Linked DNA regions of Homo sapiens: regions 1 and 2 are each linked to region 3. The links are chromatin contacts, found by Hi-C in ENCODE. All regions are on one chromosome and are shown on one strand. Each heading gives the region's core, a stretch centred on a gene start or an enhancer-like site at or near the end of the contact. The rest is flanking DNA. Distances are from core to core; before and after follow the strand shown.

Region 1 (3,818 bases), core at 814-3,313, 210 kb after region 3:
TATATCTTACCTCCCCTGTTATCCCATCCCCTTTTCATCACTATTTGATTTTCTAAAAGTAAAAATAAAATTTGTTTTGAACTGTGAAAAACTTTCACCATACAGAGTACAGTAGACAGCCCTGTAACCAGCAAGATCAGACAGATGTGAACTTTTTGTCACATCCTTCAATCTCTCTTCACCTCTCTTCACACCCTTCCCCTATCTTGTTTGGGGGAAGTGAAATGTACAGCTCAAGCCCTCCACCATGCTCTCTTCGGCTGGTGGCCTCACACACATGTGCAGCTTTCACACTTTTCCTGCATAGGGTGGCCTCCTGAGCAGCCTGGAGGGTTCGTACGTGCTTTACGTTTTACATACTTGGTTTCACACTGACCCAGGTGTTATTAGAACACTGATGTTTTCTTTGTGGAACTTGCTGTTCTGGTCAGCGGTTCTGGTTGACTCCATTTGACTGCTATATGTTATCCCATAGTCCGAATTAAACAATTTGTACACCTGCGACCTGTTGGGTGGGTTGTGTCCACGTCTCCACAATGCAGAGCAGTATAAGAGGGTTTCTCTAGGCAAGTAGGGTCACCTGGTGCTGGGACATGTGCACCTGTGGGTGGAGGGGGCCCCAATGGTGCCGGCCTCTCCCCCACCAGCACTGTGTTATCTGACTCACCGTTCCCGCCAGGTGATGGATGCAGCCATCTGATAATCAGAGCTGCTTTCTCCCCAGAAGTTCATGCTCAGCCTGGTTTCTTGGAGGCCTAGGATCAACCCAGAATATCAGGCCTTGACAGGGAATCTTTGGGCCTCCCCTAAGCAGAGTGGAGCTGGGATTTCTGATTGGCTCTTGCTATGGGGTGAAGGGAAACCTGGGCATTTAGTTGGAAAGCCAGGCCCCTGGCTTGCTCCATGTGATTTCCTGCTAGAGACCACCTCCTATCCATGACTTGGAGTCAGACACCCTTGGGTTTGAATGGACCATGGGTTAAGTGCCACCAGGCAGTTGGTTCACAGCTCTGCAGCCTGTGAAGAGGAAATGGGAAGCAAGTGGAGATGAATGGGTTGGGCGGCTGGTGTATATTTGGCCCTCTCCCTGAGTGGTCATCTTTATTGTTGTTAGAAAGGGATGATTGCCGATTGCTAGAAATAAATGATCAGGTCAAAGATTTGGAAACTGGCTTTGGGGGCTGGGCCTTCCCCCATGTAGTGGGATGATGTCTCATGAGGCAAGAACAGGCTTTGGGTCAAGGCCAGGATGAGTTCCATTAGGCCTGAACAGCGCCAGAGCTCTGGAGCCCCAGATCTGTACATTCATGCGTCAATCACCTCTGCGTGCCAACCCTCAGCTCAGGCTAGGACTCAGTGGCAAGAGAGACAGCTTTGGGCCTGCTTCCTGGAGCTTCCACAGAAGGGGTAGTTGGTCAGGCCCAGGAGCATAAGCTTCTGTGCAGCTGCGTGCCGTGGAGGAAGAGGGCAGGTCTGACACGGAAGGGGCATCTTCGTGGGGCCTGCAGGAAATGCAGGGCACTTCTAAGGAAGCAGCACCCAGGAGACCTGGCCCGGGGTTCAGAGTCTACAGGGTAGCAGGAAGGGCATTCTGGGAGGGATCTGCACAAAGATGTTCCTTTCCCTGAGGTGGAAAAGGAAAGAGCAGAAGGGCCTGTGGCTGGGGCAGCAGGGAGCAGGGGGAAGAACAGTGGAGCACAAGTACGCTGGGCCACGTGAGGACGCCATCCACTACCTCGGGACGGGAGGAGACACTAGAGATAGGCCCGAATGTGGTTCTGTGAAGCCACTTCCCAGGTGGCCCCAGGCAAGGCCCTCTCCTCTCTGAGTCTCCTGCTCTCTAGAATGGGGGCTATGACGCCCAGCTCCTGGGGTTGTCAGGAAGAAGAAAGCACTGCCCATCATGACCTCTCTGTAAGCCCCTCTGGGCTGCTTGTGGAGAGAAACCCAAGGCCTCAAATCAGAAATGCTTCCTTCAGACTCCTGGGCCTTGAGGCAAGTGTCATGGGAAATTGGATGCCAACCAAGCCCAGGGCAGACACGCTGTGCCAGGATTCAGCAGAGCAGGGAGCGTGCAGGGAGAGGCAACCCTATGCCCTCGTCTCAGAGCAGGCTGTGTGCGCCCAGCGGACACGGCACCAGCAGGAGCTGTGTGGGCTCGGCTCCATGCAGGTGCGCCTACGTCTATGTGTGTCCATGTATGTGTGTGCGTGCTCACGCTTTTGTGTGTGTGGTGTGTTTTTGACAGGGGGGAGGTGAGTGAGAGGCCAGCTTCCTGACAGGGCAGTTGTAAAACATTCATAAAACTTTTATTGGACTTGCCACCCTTCCAGATAAATATTTTTCGATTTTATGGGCTTGTTTTAGGACCCCAAGCTTAATCATGGCTTTGTGGCTGCCTTAAAGAAATTAAATATTGTTTTGGCAAAAGGAGCCCTCTTCCCCTACCCCTGCCAAAGGCAGCCTGAACTCTGAGCTCATAAATTCCTGCCACTCTCAACTCTTGCCCTTTTTCCCTCCGTAGTCTCAGAGCCATACTAGGATGAGCCCGAAAAAAAAAGAGGGAGAGAGAGAAGAAAAAGCAACCCCTACTCTTCTCCCTCCAGGTTCCCCAACTCCCCTGACCCTGGCGGGAAATTCAACCCAGCTCATTTGTCCACACAAGGGAGCGGGCAGAGGAGTCTGTGCTGGGCAGTCACCTGCTGCCTCCCTGAGATGGCAGGCTGCCTTGGCTGGAGGCGCCCCCATTCCCCCAGCCCCTCCCTGCCTCCTGGAAGACCTGAGTGGATCCCTGCCCCCAGTTCCTCAGATCTCATTGCCTCTGAGGCCCCACTTCCCACACTGCCTCCTCGGGCCCCTCTGAATACCCTTTCCAAAAGAACACCCCCAAACCCAGCACCATCCCGCTGTCTCTTTGCTGTACTGCCTTCCTAGCATCTAGCACTATCGGAAACTTTCTCCTGTATTCATCTATTGGTTACAAGCCTGTCCCCGTTACAGAAATAACTCACACCATGCTGGACCCCCACCCCTGGAACAGGGCCCAGGGCACAATAAGTGCTCCGTGAATATGGGGAAGGTATGCTCAGTGAATGGGGTGGGGTGATTTGGGTAAGGAATAAAAATAGTAAACATTCTTTAGACCTTGCTTTGTGCCAGCCGCTGTTCTAAGCACTTTCTGTTATATGAACTCACTTGGGCCTTACACCAAACCTGTTCCCATGTTTCAGATGAGGAGACTAAGGCGCAGAGAGGTCACATGTCTTTTGTGAAGGCACGCAGCTGATCTGCGCCTGGACTAGGGTCGGGATCTTGGTGGTCTGGGTATAGAGCCTGAGCTCCTGGCTGTGTGTTACACTGGGTTTCCTGGAGGAGGAGAGCAAGGTGGCTGTGCCCTGGCCTGGAAGGCATCAGCCAGCACTTGGCAGGCACCACCCCCTTCCTGGCCTCGTGCCAGGCCCTGAGTCAGAGGTGCTGGGGCCATAGGGCTGGGACAGGAGGGGCTCAGACTCAGATACAGATGCCTTCAAGGGGCAGGCAGGTGACAGAAATGAGGGGAGCCAGTCTCAGGTAAAAGCAGCAGCACATGAGCGGTGACAGAGAGTAGCTGGTGTGCCCAGGGCCCAGCACAGGCCCACGCCAGCCCACTGTGGCAGGGTAGGAATCCAAAGAGAAGTCTTCTAGCTTTTCAAGACAAACTAGAAGTTCAGAACTGTATGTCAAATGTCCTGATTTAAAAGGTGAGTTAGTAGTTCAAATATTTCAAAAATGCCATGGAGGCTAGATTCTACTCCCAAGCTAATATAGTTCTTTTTGAT
Region 2 (4,241 bases), core at 1-2,500, 240 kb after region 3:
AGCAGCAGCCCCCACCCCCAAGCTTGGTGCTGAGCCCTGGTGAGGAGCTGAGGGGGATGGGTTGCTGGGGCCAGGAGGGTCTCTCCTCCAGCCCCTGCACACTCCCACCCAGGACAGCCCCCAGCCCAACTAGGAAAGGGCCATGGGCAGAGGGCTGGTAGCCAGTATCTTCCACTGCCCCATCTGTTGGCCACCTGCAGGCCAGTCTCAACCCTCCCCCAGGTGGGCAGGCACTTGATGGCTACAAATAAATGTCCCGTGGCCCCAGCCCACTCTACTGGTGTCTCTCTCTCTGTGACTTCACTAGGTCCGCCGCCCTCCCCAGCTGTGTTCCAAGGGGAATCTCAGAAATCCCAAGAGTTCCTGCCCAGGTCGGGGCCAGGGAAGGGACCCAAACTCAGAGTCTGTAGGCTGTGGGAGTCTGCAGAGTGTCTGCGCTTCTCAACCCCACTAGGTGGCTCCTGGGGCGCTCTGGGCCTTCAGGGAGAATGGGGATTCTCTGGGCAGCTGGGTCCAGGGAAGGTACCCACAGGGAAGTTGGGGAATAGCAGGGTGCCTGGCCAGAGCATCAGGCAGAGCAGGTGGAGGCTTGTTCCTCCACCCCAACACGAGGAGTCCCTCAGCCCCTGCCCTCAAGTTTGAGAACCACATACTTCCCAGAAAGTGGAGGCTAGCATGGTGAGGGCACCCTGCAGAGCCATCTGCCATCCCCTGCACCCACAGACCACCCTGCCTTGTAGCCCCAGGCTGTGGGATACTCAGGAAGGGGTGAATGGTGGAGTCAACAGACTGAGGGGAAATCAAAGCTTTTAGAGACATTTGCAGGATGAACAGATGTTCAAACGTTCCTTTATTTGGTCTCCAGACAGACGCAGAGGCCTCCCTTTTATCCCAGTAATCGGTGCATTATGCTTTAATTTGCAAATGGCATTAAAAATATTAACAGGGGCAGGTTTCGATCAAATGACTTGGGCCTGTTAAGCCCCAGAGCCGTGTGTGTGTGTGTGTGTGTGTGTCCCGTGTGCACGTGGTGGGTGGGGAACAGGCAGTTAATTAAATACACCAACAGCAGAGCAAAGCCCCCGAGCTGCAAGGATACCAGCGATGGCGACTGGCCCAGCCACCCTTCGTCAACCTTGGCCCAGACCCAGGCAGCAGGGCTGGAGCAGCAGTCAAGGGCAACAGCTGAGAGCCATGGGGAAGTGGGGTTCCCAGTTCAGTCCCCTGAGGGGATTGGCCCTGGAGGAACGTGAGAGAGAGTGTGGCCCCGGTGAGCGTGGCCTCCGCGGCTGCTGCAGGCTGCGGGTGCCAGGGCGGCTTGTCTGCACTGTGAATCAGGACAGCCCTCTGCCTAGGAGCCGACTCCCCCTCTACTGCCGCTGCCTGAGCAGACACTTCCTGGGACTGCAGTGGCCCCTCTCCCTGGGGCCTGACCCCACTGTGTGCTGTGCCCCGACCCCACTGTGTGCTGTGCCCCACGGCCTCCTCACCCTACCTGGCCCTGCAGACTGTTTCACCAGGAAGGCAGTGCCACTTCACTGAGGCCACTCCGCCCAGGAAACTGGCAGCAGCTTTGAGCCCACACCAGGCTCCCTGCTAGCCTGCTGGTCCCCCAGGGGAGGGCAGCCCAAGAAGGGAGCAGACCTCCAGGAGGGCTTCAGTCAGCACCGAGCTGGGCTCACAGCCCCCAGCCTGTCAGTCCCTGGGGGCAGGAGAGGCCCCTCTGAGCACTTGCCAGTGCTGTCCAGGCTGGTCACCTCCCAGCACAGATCTGGGAGCTGCTGGTGAGGGCCAGCACTGGGTCCGAACCCAGCTCCAAGGACTCACTTCTTAGGCGAGGAAACCTCCCTCCTCCTCAGTGTGGGGCTGAGCTGGGAGCCAGGCCACACCCTCCCTGACCGCTCCCTCCCCAGCCCCCTCAGAGTCCCTGCACATTGGGACAGAAAGCTCTGAGCTCAGCCCCAGGTCCTGGCCTGCATGGGCAGGGTGACCTTGGGTGTGTCACTGTCCCTTTCTAAATGAGGGGTGATGTGACCCAGTGGAACCACTGTGCCAAGCATGGGGTTCCATGGAAGCTGTCCATGGGAGCTTCCATGGGAGCCATGGGAGCTGGCTCTGGGGCCAGATCAGGTGTGGAGGAAAGATGAGCACACAGGGCGAATGTGGCTGCCGCCACCAGGGCACAGATTCAGGCCTCTCCCTGCCTGCGGTGTGAGCTTGGGCAAGTTCCCTAACCTCATGCCTCAGTGTCCCCATGTATAAAATGGAAGAAGAAAAGCAGCCATGCCAGAGGGCTGCCCTGGGGGTGGGAGACTTGCCAGGCACACTGCTGACCCCACATTACCTGCGGCCCTAGGGTGGGCCCCACACATCTCCCACTGAGAGGCAAAAGGCCCAGAACCCCTCAGGAAGTGACACCAGCCCCAAATAAGCCGTTTTTCCAGGAACTCTGTGCAGGCGTCCACCTCCACCCCACCTCTCACCTCCCTACTGGTCTGAAGACCGTGCTCCTCAAAGTCCCGGGAAGGAGGGGGCTCGGGTGGAGGAACTGAGGCACAGAGGCACAGAAGGGAGGAGGGGCAGCCCAGGGCGACTCCCAGGAGCCTCTGAGCGCCCTGAGTGTGTAATGAGGCGGACCTGCTCTGTGTGGCCTGAAAACGCCCAGCCGACTGCCCCAGGAGAGGCCTCTATCAGGCCCGGCATCGGTGGAAACCCGAGCGTCCATTAGTGGGGTCGGGCCAGGGCGCGCAGCCTTTGAAGGTGCAGCCTAGCCGGGACGGTGGGCAGGAGCTGGTGCCAGCACCCGCTTCTGGCTGAGGCCAAGGTGTGGGCATGCACGTCCCCTTCCCTGGCTCCCCCGTCCCCCAGGATGCCTTGGGCAACCCCAGGCCCGCGTGTTTTATGTAGGAGAGGGTTCCAGTGGGCCAAGCTCACTGCAGCCACCGACACAGGTAAACTCACCGAATCTGCTCATCTACCCACAGCAGTGATGTGGCAGCAGCATGCCGGTTTCCCAGGGGTGTGGGCAGGGCAGGGCTTGGCTGCCTGCAGCTGCCCCAGATAGAGCTGGAGTTTGAGTCCAGGCTCCAGGTTCTTCCAGAGTCCCTTGCCCACCAGTGCTTCAGGCGTGTCCTTGGAAAAGAGGTGCCCTCTGGGGTCCTCTGTGGGCTGATGGGTGGGGTGGGGCATGGGGCAGCAGTGCCCTGGGCCCCCTCACCTGCCTGCCCACATGGAGTGAGGTCATGGACCGACATCCTGCCATGGGCTGGGGCAGGAGGGGCAGCGGTGATTGGCAGGCCCCCGACCAGCAGGGCTAATGCACAAACGAAGAGATAAGGCTTATCTGGAAATGTCCCTGGAATCGAGACTCTGATGGAAACAGGCTTCTGGGTTAATATATTTTCAATAGATAACGTCTCGTAAACGGGAAGCCCTGGGGGCCTGGGGCAGGAGAAGGGGCAGCTTCCGTGCTCCCAGGCCTCCTGCCCTGGCCATGCATGTGCATGTGCGCACACGGGCTTTGGTGCACCAGGCATCTCCAAGCCTGTGCTGACGTCTGGGTGTGCATCTGTGCACATGGATCCGCGATGTCTCAGACGTGTCTGCATGTGCTCCGTGTGTGTTTTGGGAGGGTTGCGGTGTTTGTCAGTGTGTGTATCTCTTTGGGTGTGGGAGTGGGGTGAAGGAGGATCGAGTCCAGTGTACACAGGGTGGTGGCAAGTTCCCTAACCTCATGTCTCAGTGTCCCCATGTGTAAAATGTGCCTCAGTTCCAGTGTATCCAGTGCTAGTTTGCCCCATGGGCAAAGGGCATGCAGGTTAGTGGGGCCTCTTCTCCAGGACTGGGTGGGATTCAAGGGAGGCTTATCACTCTATTCTACAGGAAGCATACCAGGGCCAGACCCCTGTCTGGGGAGTGCAGGAGCCTGTCAGTCCGAGCTCACTCTGGAGTTGGTCCCGGCCCTGGCCTCCTCTGCCGAGCAGCCTCCATGTGGGGGTTAGCATCTCCAGATTCCCTTCCAGAGACCAAGGCCAGCCCCGCTGACAGCCTCCCAGCTCCTAGTTCAGCCTTGTCTGTCCTCTGAGGCAGGGACTGGGGAGGCCTCCTGCCAAGGGGCTGCATGGGCAAGGTCTTGAAGGGAGAGTAGGAGTTTGCCAGGGCAAGGAAGGGTGGCACCTGCCAGAGGGAACAGCAGAGTGAAGGCTGTGGCGAGGAAGTGCTCGCTGGGGCCCGTGTGCCTG
Region 3 (3,851 bases), core at 1,340-3,839:
TTAATTTTTTTTTAATCAATGAAAATATGGTTTGCAGGCTTGTACCTACAATGGCAGAGGTTAAAAAGTGTTGCAAAAGCAAAACAACTGCTTTCTAATTAAAAACCAGATGGGAAGATTTTTGTTTGAAGCAAGGGGTCAAATGTATTTTCTCCCCCTTTCATATCAGTGTAAAGATTATCTGACTTAACTTTTAAAGCATTTGAAGATGTGGGCTTCAGTCATCAACCCTTCTATACTCAGTTTTGTTTTTCTGCAAGTTCACAGTATTAACCAAAGCAAGGACTTTCCAGGAGAAAAAAAGGAGATCTCCCTGCCTTCCAGAGGCACAATGTTCTATCTGAACCATAGGCCATGTCTGCTTTTGTATAATGATTTGCCTTTTTAAGTTCTTCCATGGTGTTTTTCTATAGAGACTTTTAAGCCAGAAAGACATAGCTGGCCCTCCAAATCTGTGGATTCAACCAATTGAAGATTGAAAATATTAAAAAAAAAAAAAATGAAAACAACAAAAATAACAATTCAACAACAAAAAAATGATATGTTTAAAAACACAATAAAGTATAGCAACTATTTACATAGCATTTTTATTTTATTAGTTACAAGTGATCTAGAGATGATTTAAATATATGGGAGGATATGCATAAGTTATATGAAAATACTCTGTCATTTTATATCAGGGCCTTAAGCATCCTCAGATTTTGGTCCTTCAGGGGTCCTCAAATCAATCCCCCACAGATAACAAAGGACAGTGGCATTGGTTTACAACTCCTGTCCCACCAGATTCCAGCCTATGCAAGAATTGGGATCTCATATCTTTCTGCTCTCTCTTCCTCAAACCTGGAACTTCTGATTTGAGGTGCCTCCATAACTTTAGCACCCAAGAGAGTTTAACTGAAAACAGCAGTGGTAGCAAGGCCCAGCACATTAAGGACATAGTGATGGTCAGGCCGAAGGAACCCATGCATAGGGGTGGCCTGGGTCTAGCGGAAATGCCACCTGGCCTCTCTGAGCCTGTCTGTGCACCTCAAATGCAGATGATTATCTCACAGGGTGGTTGCATCAAAGATGTCCATAAATAAAGCTTCAGGCACATAGTAGGGAGCAGTTATTGTTTTGTTTGTTTATTTTTTGTAGAGCCAAGCGCTTGCTGTGTTGCGCAGGTTGGTCTCAAACTCCTGGGCTCAAGTGATCCTCCTGCTTTGACTGCCCAAAGTGCTGGGATTACAGGTGTGAACCACTGTGACTGGCTGGGAGCAGTTACTGTGCCAATGATCTCTCTGACCCCTGACGAATTATAAGCATATGGAGGTGGTGGGGCACTGTTGGACATGAGGATGGAGACACAGACACTGATTCTTGATTGCAGACAAACCAGTTCTTTCTGGATTATTCATTTATTTGATTCATTGAGCATGTCCATTGCTTGGTCCCTTGGAGCATCTGCAGCAAAGTGAAATGCAATCTAGATGGGAGGTGCCATGCTGCCGCCTCGATCCTCTGATAGCAATCGAGGAGAAAAGCTGGGTTCCGAGGCTTAGCCCTGTATGAAATCAGATGTCTTCTTTTACTCTTTTGTAATCGCAACATAAATCTTCCAAAGGGAGTATGTCTATAAGATAGATGCCACATAAGCTGTGGAATGTATTAGTATGTGTGACATCCCTGTGGTCTTTTAATTGATCAGTGGCATTTAATGCAAAATTTGAATCTGACCACACAAAGTAGGGAGAACCCTGGGTGGCCTTCATGTTTGCTTCCCCGTGAAGCTCCTGTCCTGGCTTTTATTAGAAGGGTCTGGGTAGGAAAAGAAGGGTTTTGAGCTGAAGGCTTTCAAAAGAGGCCCATGCCATGTTTTTCCGGGAACATAGTTTCTAAAAAAATGCTGGAACCATCAGTTTCCAAAGGAGCCTGGTTTGTGAGGGGAATGAAAAGTTGTTCCTGCGTGTGGATTCTGGGTTGTTTTCCATCTTCACTCCCTAAGGCAGGGCTGGCAAGCGGGGAATGGGACAGATGTTTTGTGGTAGTAATTTCCAGTCAGATTCTTGAATGCCTTGTATACTCTGGGTCACCGTCAGCTCATAATGGAGCAAAATTGAGTGAGAATTCCTGCAATGAACGACGTGAATGGCGCACCGGAGAGATATGATGGTGGAGATAGAGTGCATTCTGCAAGAAAATATTTCCAGTGCTATCTGTAAAATTCAGATTGAATAACCATTCTGAAGTGCTCCCCTTTTAAAAGAGTTTCCTTCCACAAGCATTGCAGGCTGAGTAAATACCAATAATTTTTATTTCCCTTCTCCTTATCGGTTCCCCTACTGAAATGTTCCTGCACAGCCTATCTGGTCTTTTCAAGTGAACATCAAATGATTAGTGTCAGCTTCCAGTTTGAATTATGATCATATTTCAAAACACAAACTTCTTCACTTTTGCGTTTGGAGGTAATTATCAATATTTACCAATACTGGGGAAGAGTTGAAAATGGAGGAAATACTGCTGAGAGAATGGTGCCCCAAGTGAAGATAGCAGGGAGGGGTTGTGTGTGGCCTTGTGTGTACAGTGGCAGAGTGCTTCAGGGGCTTGGCCTGCCACGTGGATGGCCTGCTCTCTTCCAGCCCTATCCGCATTCTCGCACAGATAAGTGAGAGGAATGGTGGGGACCCAACTGCAAGGCGATCTCTTAGGGTTGGGCACTATGACAAGGCTAGAAAAGCTATTTCTGCCACCTGGAGGAGGAAACATTGCTCTGGCCGCTGCTCTCAGAGGCCCTCCCCTCTGTTTCCACAGATCCTGCTCTCTGACTGCCATGGCCTGGTACGAATGCCCTTTGGTGAAAAAGGCCAGTGAAACCCAGGGCTGGTTTAAGGCCTGCGCTGCAGCCTGGAAAGCAGACTAACACAAATAGACTGTGCTGCCATCACACAGAAAATACAGTTTACAATACCTACATCAGAGTTGAATCCCAGTGTACTAGGTGGCGTTCTCTTGCATTGTAGTAGGCATTTAATTGAACTTTGAGTAATTTCAGTTTTTGCAGTTTTCTTTTTGTATTTTGGAGCCAGTAAGTTTTTTTATGTTTGCAAACACTCTGTAAGCTTTGGTGCTTTGCTTATTGTGCCTAATTAATAGTTGCCTCTGGAAAACGCAGAGGAGGTTTCAGACTGCCTCAAAGAACTTCCCAGAGAGTGGAGAAGCTGCAGCACAACAGGCCTGGGCTCTGGAGTCAGGAAGATTGAAATTGGAATCTTGGCCCTTCTGCTGGCTTTTTGTATTACTGTGGACGTGTAGCTTTTCTGAGCCTTCATTTCTTCACCTGTTTAAAACAGGAGAGAAAGGGAATAATGCCTACCTTCGGGTTTGCTGTTAGAGTTAGCAGTAACTGTGATACAGTTAGCATCATTCTGGGTGCAAGGTAGACACTTGGTAAATGGAAGCAGGCCTTACTGTAGGGTTAGTGCACTGCAGGCTTGGCACCAGAATGTAGCCACTTCTGAAGTCCTTGGGGCAGTCAAAAGTCCTCTTCCCTCAGCATTGCAGACAGCAGGAAAGAGCATTGCAATTATGCAAGAGCTATGTTTCAAAGAAGGAAATGAAATTCTTGAATTTTTTTAAGGCAAAGAAGAGGGAAAAATAGATTTATTGTTTTAGTTGGCTATTCAATAGGATGCAGGATAAAGCTGGCCTCTCTCCTGTCTAATGTCATCATCGGCATTCTCTCTTTTTCTCTCCTTCTCTTCCTCCCTCTCCTCCCCCTCTGCTCTACTCCTCCTCCCTTCTCTTCCCACGCCTCCCCCCGCTCCTCCTTCCCCTCCTCTTCTTACTAGTACTGCTGCAAACCCCCCCTTTTC

What was found. A loop is a pair of places that touch in the nucleus more often than their neighbours do. Pooled maps may share reads with other maps.
Region 1: a map of PC-3 shows a loop between it and region 3 (4-fold over the local background). The contact joins two enhancer-like sites. A Hi-C loop is called at or near these places in 4 of 168 maps with a recorded cell type or tissue (K562, PC-3, endothelial cell of hepatic sinusoid and 1 more) and 1 of 50 pooled maps.
Region 2: a loop to region 3 is called in a map of MCF 10A, with 3 times the contacts of the local background. The contact joins two enhancer-like sites. A Hi-C loop is called at or near these places in 4 of 168 maps with a recorded cell type or tissue (K562, MCF 10A, PC-9 and 1 more).

Annotation. Positions count from the first base shown.
Region 1 is chr3:128,380,253-128,384,070 of GRCh38, forward strand. All of the region lies in intron 6 of EEFSEC (eukaryotic elongation factor, selenocysteine-tRNA specific), which reads left to right. Among named protein-coding and RNA genes, the nearest start is that of DNAJB8-AS1, 81 kb to the right of the region's middle. Within about 2 kb of position 2,064, at least 17 of the 41 ENCODE cell types and tissues checked have a DNase peak (open chromatin) inside an H3K27ac peak, as active enhancers do.
Region 2 is chr3:128,408,370-128,412,610 of GRCh38, forward strand. It overlaps EEFSEC (eukaryotic elongation factor, selenocysteine-tRNA specific), which reads left to right. Exons shown (of 7, transcript NM_021937.5): 7 at 1-277. Among named protein-coding and RNA genes, the nearest start is that of DNAJB8-AS1, 53 kb to the right of the region's middle. RefSeq lists an enhancer at 928-1,576 and cis regulatory regions at 3,233-3,418, 4,152-4,241. Within about 2 kb of position 1,251, at least 2 of the 41 ENCODE cell types and tissues checked have a DNase peak (open chromatin) inside an H3K27ac peak, as active enhancers do.
Region 3 is chr3:128,171,347-128,175,197 of GRCh38, forward strand. The region is part of intron 1 of EEFSEC (eukaryotic elongation factor, selenocysteine-tRNA specific); the gene reads left to right. Among named protein-coding and RNA genes, the nearest start is that of EEFSEC, 20 kb to the left of the region's middle. Within about 2 kb of position 2,590, at least 2 of the 41 ENCODE cell types and tissues checked have a DNase peak (open chromatin) inside an H3K27ac peak, as active enhancers do.